2 separate regions of the Homo sapiens genome follow, and region 2 is linked to region 1. Evidence: chromatin contacts called from ENCODE Hi-C or POLR2A ChIA-PET data. All regions are on one chromosome and are shown on one strand. Each heading gives the region's core, a stretch centred on a gene start or an enhancer-like site at or near the end of the contact. The rest is flanking DNA. Distances are from core to core; before and after follow the strand shown.

The links. A loop is a pair of places that touch in the nucleus more often than their neighbours do. ChIA-PET counts read pairs that join two places held with the same protein, here RNA polymerase II (POLR2A). Pooled maps may share reads with other maps.
Region 2: a map of CD4-positive, alpha-beta memory T cell shows a loop between it and region 1 (2.9-fold over the local background). The contact joins two enhancer-like sites. A Hi-C loop is called at or near these places in 4 of 168 maps with a recorded cell type or tissue (CD4-positive, alpha-beta T cell, CD4-positive, alpha-beta memory T cell, naive thymus-derived CD4-positive, alpha-beta T cell and 1 more), 1 of 37 single-sample maps with no recorded cell type and 9 of 50 pooled maps. POLR2A ChIA-PET finds 5 or more read pairs at or near these places in 2 of 52 experiments (H1 and Panc1).

Annotation. Positions count from the first base shown.
Region 1 is chr22:49,767,334-49,770,033 of GRCh38, forward strand. No RefSeq gene overlaps it. Among named protein-coding and RNA genes, the nearest start is that of BRD1, 59 kb to the right of the region's middle. Within about 2 kb of position 1,323, at least 5 of the 41 ENCODE cell types and tissues checked have a DNase peak (open chromatin) inside an H3K27ac peak, as active enhancers do.
Region 2 is chr22:49,891,129-49,893,828 of GRCh38, forward strand. It overlaps a transcript of ALG12 not described here. Among named protein-coding and RNA genes, the nearest start is that of ALG12, 26 kb to the right of the region's middle. Within about 2 kb of position 1,288, at least 3 of the 41 ENCODE cell types and tissues checked have a DNase peak (open chromatin) inside an H3K27ac peak, as active enhancers do.

The DNA.
Region 1 (2,700 bases), core at 73-2,572:
CGTCTTTGCATTGAAGGATTAGTTATTTATTCCAGTCTTCTCTGTCTGGCTTGTTTTGGTTTTTACTGGGTATGTTTGCTTAGAGACTCTTTGCCATGTACCTGTTGAATTTTTTTTCTGCTAGGTTGCTGCCTCCTTCTTCGGCACTAGAGGGCAACATAAGTCCAGGTTTTCCTCAGCTCCAATAAAGGATCAGAGTGGGGCTTCCCGTCCCAAATGGGGAAGGTCCCACAGGGGATAGCCCGGCAGTGTGGGAAGACTGGCTGGCGGTCCATGCCCAGGGAACCTATGGACTGTGCCTCCTACCATGTAGCTGAACAGCCTGACTTGGTGCCTCCTTTGGCTGCATTACAGGGCAGTTTTTAGAGCTGGAGATGCTAGTCCCACCTCTTCCCTTTGTCTCTGGCTGGCCTCAGGGATATTTCTCCTTTAAGCATTCTGAATGCTTCCCTTGGGTTGAAGCAGAACAAGTCTCCTGCCAGGGAGCCCAAGATACTGGGAAGCTGGTAGTCCACCTTGATCTCATTTTTCCAGTGCAGAAGCCATGAGTCAGGGGAGATTTGCCCACACTTGGTGCAGGTAGACTGGGGGAAGGGACATCATAGATATAGAATTCCAGTTCTCTTACTGCTTGCTCAGAGTTTATTCACTTCTCTGTGGCCCTGGGGACTGTCTCATCCTCGTATTTGAGTTCTGGGATGTTGCTGGAGATAATCTTGGTGCTGAATATTTGTTTTGGATTTTCTGTGGCAAAGAGTGAAGCCAGCTTGCTTCTATGCTGCCATCTTGGAACTAGCCATCTCCTCAATTCTTTTTTCATTTGCTTTTAATTATAGGTGATAATAACAAGTGAACTCCATAAACCAGCAGGCGCCACGTGTGGGTGCATTTGCCACATATTGATCCTCCAAGGTGGGGGTTGGCTAACCCACCCTGGGCTCTACTCCCCACCCCCCACCTGGCTCGCCCGTGGGGGCGCCATGGGAGGCCGGTTGCTGAGCCCCAGAACCTGGCTGTCCTCACCTGTAGGACAGGATGGGGTGGGGAGTCAGAGGAGGCAGGGAGGAAGTAGAGGGTCTTGGTGCTTCAGACTGGGAGTCCCCACAGCTGAGCTGATGTTAAAACTCTGGGGCGAGAGATCAACAAGAGATGTGCTTCATTTGCAACGGGAGAAACTGTAATGAGATGAGGTAGAGCTGCACTAAGAGTCAGTGAGCAGACATTGTAAGTGAATGCTAATGTCATGAAATATCCACGCAGGAGGGGTCCTAGCTCCGCAGAGCCGTTGCCGGCCTGGTCAAGGGCCAAGCTCACGTGCAGGCCCCCTCCAGGGAGTCCAGGCTTCTTACTGCGTCGCTGAGTCTGGCTGCCCCAGCCCCAGGGCTCCCAGAAGCCCCCACTCACACAGTGGAGTACGCACCCCACCATGCCCCCTGGAGGGGGGACTTTGGCTAGGTCCCGAGAGTGGGGGGGCAGGGGGACCTCTGGGCACTTCACTTTGGACACTCATTATACTGAAATATGCATAGAATTTGGCCGTAATCTTCTGCTTTCCATGAGAACAATGTGATTTTTGTAAACTAGCAGAGGCCTTCTCTCCTACTTGTGGTGTGGGGGTCATTTTTGGGATCCTCCAGCCTTTGCACATTGCTCCCAGCCCCCACTCCCCGGCATCCACAGGCCCTCGAAGCTCACAGAGATGGAACAGCTGTGCTGCCCGGCGCCTGGCCTTCGGCCCAGCCAAGCCTTGCTGCCCTGAAGTGAGCCCAGCAGAGGGAACAGGATGACAGCCTCCAGCTCTGGCCACAGACACCGCCTGACCGGCTGTCATCTCCAGGTGGACAGGAAGACACTCTGACAGCCTCCAGCTCCGGCCACAGACACCGCCTGACCGGCTCTCATCTCCAGGTAGACAGGAAGACACTCTGAGTCCCTCTCAGAGCCATCCCTCAGAAGGGGGAGCACTGGGGGAGGGGGGAGGAGGCCCCTGAGGGCCACCGTGGTACTCCACCGACCTCCCTTCCTCCAGATGCTCACAGGACTCAGTGCCACGGCCCAGCCTGGGGGTGAGCGCTCGGCCATCAGGTGGGGCCCCTCACCCCTCGCTCCTCCCCAGCAACTTCTTCAGTGCAGTGGGCACCCAGAGGACAGGGCCTGTGAGGCCAGGGGTCACTGTCCACAAGACCGCAGGGCTGGACCGAGGCTCTGTGGGGATGGAGATGGTGATGGCGCACAGAGGAGGCTCAGAGGTAGCACTGACCGGGCATGGGGACAGGCCGGGGGGTCAGGGACGAGACCCGAGGGGACCCCCACCCTGAGAGAGCCTCAGGGGAGGGGCGCATCTGTAGGAAGGGGCTGCAGGGCCTCCCACCCCCTGTGCTCGCAGTCCAAGCACAACCTGGGTGCTCAGAGCCTGGGCCCAAAGGATTTGGAGCCCGAGTGGGTCTCTAGGGGATGGAGTGAGCAACACAGATTTGGGCTGGACCTCCTGGGGGTCTGACTGAGGGTCTTCACTCCCTACCTGCTGCCCCTGGTTCCTGCCACCCCCATGTGGCCCAAGGCAGGGCCCACCCACAGCGAAGGGGACCTGGGGCTCAGCTCCTCACTGCATTCTCCCTGCAGCCCCTGTCCTCTCCCCGTGTGACTAAGGGGCTCTCCCCACCTGGCTGAACCCCCAGCTCCCTAAGCCTCACGTTTCTG
Region 2 (2,700 bases), core at 38-2,537, 120 kb after region 1:
TCCACATTTGCCTTGACTAGGCCACTTCTACCTCTTGGTAGCCATTGCTTTGATTGTGGTTTGTCTTCAGGATGGTACTGGTAAAGTCCTGTTCCATCTCCTGTTATAATTCAAGGAAATGCTTCAGGGTCTTGATGCCACTTGTTTAAAATTTCCATTGAAAGCTCTGCTCTTGTCTGCAGCTGATCTGGGCACAACGGTTTTGGCACCCATCGAGTGGAAAGCTTGCTCAACTTCAATTTTGAACCAGTTGAGATGTCTGTGGTCTTGGCTATTGTTCTGTTAATCGTCAGTCCTCTTTAATCAGAGCATGAACAAGATCAATATTTTCCTTGCAAATTGATGTGGATGGTCTGCCACTGTGGTCTTCATCTCCAATGTTGTCTTGATCCTTCTTAAAACGAGGTATCTATGTGTATACTGCTGACTTCTTTAGGGCACTGTCCTCATACACTTTTTGTAAAGCATCATGATTTTCACCATTCTTCCACCCAAGGTTCACTATAGATTTGATGCTTGTTTTTGCTTCAGTTTTTGCAGAATTCATGTTCTGCTAGGAGCCCTTTTCAAACTGATTCTTACTGCCTCAAACTAGATCTATTCAGGCATGTTCTAACAAGTTAGTATGAGTTTATTTTGGAGCAAAAGAATTTTGAAATGCATGCATAGTTTTGTCATAATATGCATTTTCCATGAACTTTTTGAAGACCACTCCTGCAATAATAAAACATTGAACTTCATTTAAAGCTAAAATTCCCTTCTCTTCCACTTCTGACTATGAGGCAGCAACTGCTATCAGACCAAACCTTTCCCAAGAACTATCAAGGCCATATAAAATATATTTTTAAAAAGAGCTTTTTGCATCCTGGCTAAAACAGTGAAACCCCGTCTCTACTAAAAATACAAAAAATTAGCTGGGTGTGGTGGTGGGCGTCTGTAGTCCCAGCTACTCTGGAGGCTGAGGCAGGAGAATGGCGTGAACCTGGGAGGCAGAGGTTGCAGTAAGCCGAGATCGTGCCACTGCACTCCAGCCTGGGCGACAGAGCAAGACTCTGTCTCAAAAAAAAAAAAAAAAAAAAAAAAACTTTTTGAAGACATCAGAGAGTAAGACAGCCAGGATTTGAAGAAACAAAATCCTAGTAAGATGAGACTTGCATAAAGGTGAGTCCTGTGTTCACAACATTTTTTCCTGTTGGGCCATTTGCTGGTGTCCTGCCCTAAGGCCTGACAGAAGGTGGCAACCAGAGCTGGCGTGGTGTCACTGGGCTGGGAGACCGGCAGCAACACACAAGCTGTCATGTTGGCCAGGATGCCAGGAGCCTCAGAGAAGTGGCCGAATTCCCAGTGTGCAGCTTCCCCTGCAGCAGGTGCCTATTCCTGGTTGCTGCTTGTGCTTGAGGCAAGAGGCTTGGAAACCCAAATATAGCAGCAAAAGGCTGGAAAGCTGAGACATCTTTGGGCAAGGGAGACAAAACTTGGGACTTCAGTGCCTGCCATTGAGAAAACTCTGAGGTTTCCAGGTGAGTCCCCTGAAGGGCAAACTGGAGAGGGACCAACCCTCACCAAGTCTGGACATGGCTTGAGCCATCTCAGCCTTGATTGCATCAGGGCGATCTGCCTCACCTTTCTGCTAGAGGAAAACTAAATTTTCTTTCAATGAAAACATCAGAGCTCCTATAACTTTACAGATAAACAGTTTGACTCTCATAAAAAAATTATGAGACACACTGAAAAAAAGGACTAAGTGACTGAAAAGAGAATCATAAGACAATAGAAATAGTCTCACAGGTGATCCAAATACTGGAGTTTTCAGACACGGACTTTATGATTTATACATTCAATAATATGGATGAGAAGGTGGAGAATGCCACCAGAGAGAATCTGTAAACGTGCTAATGCTGAAAAACACAACGATGAATGAAGAATTCCCTAGATGTAGTTAGTACCAAATTAGGCTTATAGATGAAAGGATTACTGAATTGGAAGACAAGCCAGTAGAAAACATTCATCTTGAAGTACAGAGAGATGAAAAGTGCCTGAGAGACACAGCGCAAGAGAAAAGACTAGCACACAGCTGACGGGAGTCCCAGAAGAGGAGAGAGAAGGGGTGGAGCGCCATTTGGATGAGATCACAGCTGAGGACTTTCCAGAACTGTTGGGACATCAGCCATAGGTGTCAATATCTTTGAACCCCAATGAGGATAAATTGAAAATAACAACCTGCACCTAGGCACATCATGGCAAAGTGCTGAAACCCAAAGAGAAAGAGACAACCTTAAGCAGAGGGAGGGAGGAGAGACACTTTTACCTTCAGAGGAGCAATAAAGCTGGCAGCTGACTCTCTAAAACAAATAGTTGGAATGGTGGAGTGGCTTTTTTTAAATGCTGAAAGGAAATAATTACCAATCTAGATTTATATACCCAGTGAGAAGATTCCTCAAAAGTGAGGATGAACTTAAGTTTTTGGACAAAACAAAAAATTGCAGAAACTTGTCACCAGCCAACCAGCCCTAAAATATATCCTGGAGGGAATTCTCCAGGTGGACACTTGATGTGGGAAGGAACAAGGAATACTCCTGAAAGGAGCAGAAACGGGAAAGCTAAATAAATAATAGACTGCCTAAAACTATCTCTTAGAGTTCAAAATACAGGTAGACTTAAGATACATGGACAGTAAGGACAAAAGGTGGGAGGGAAATA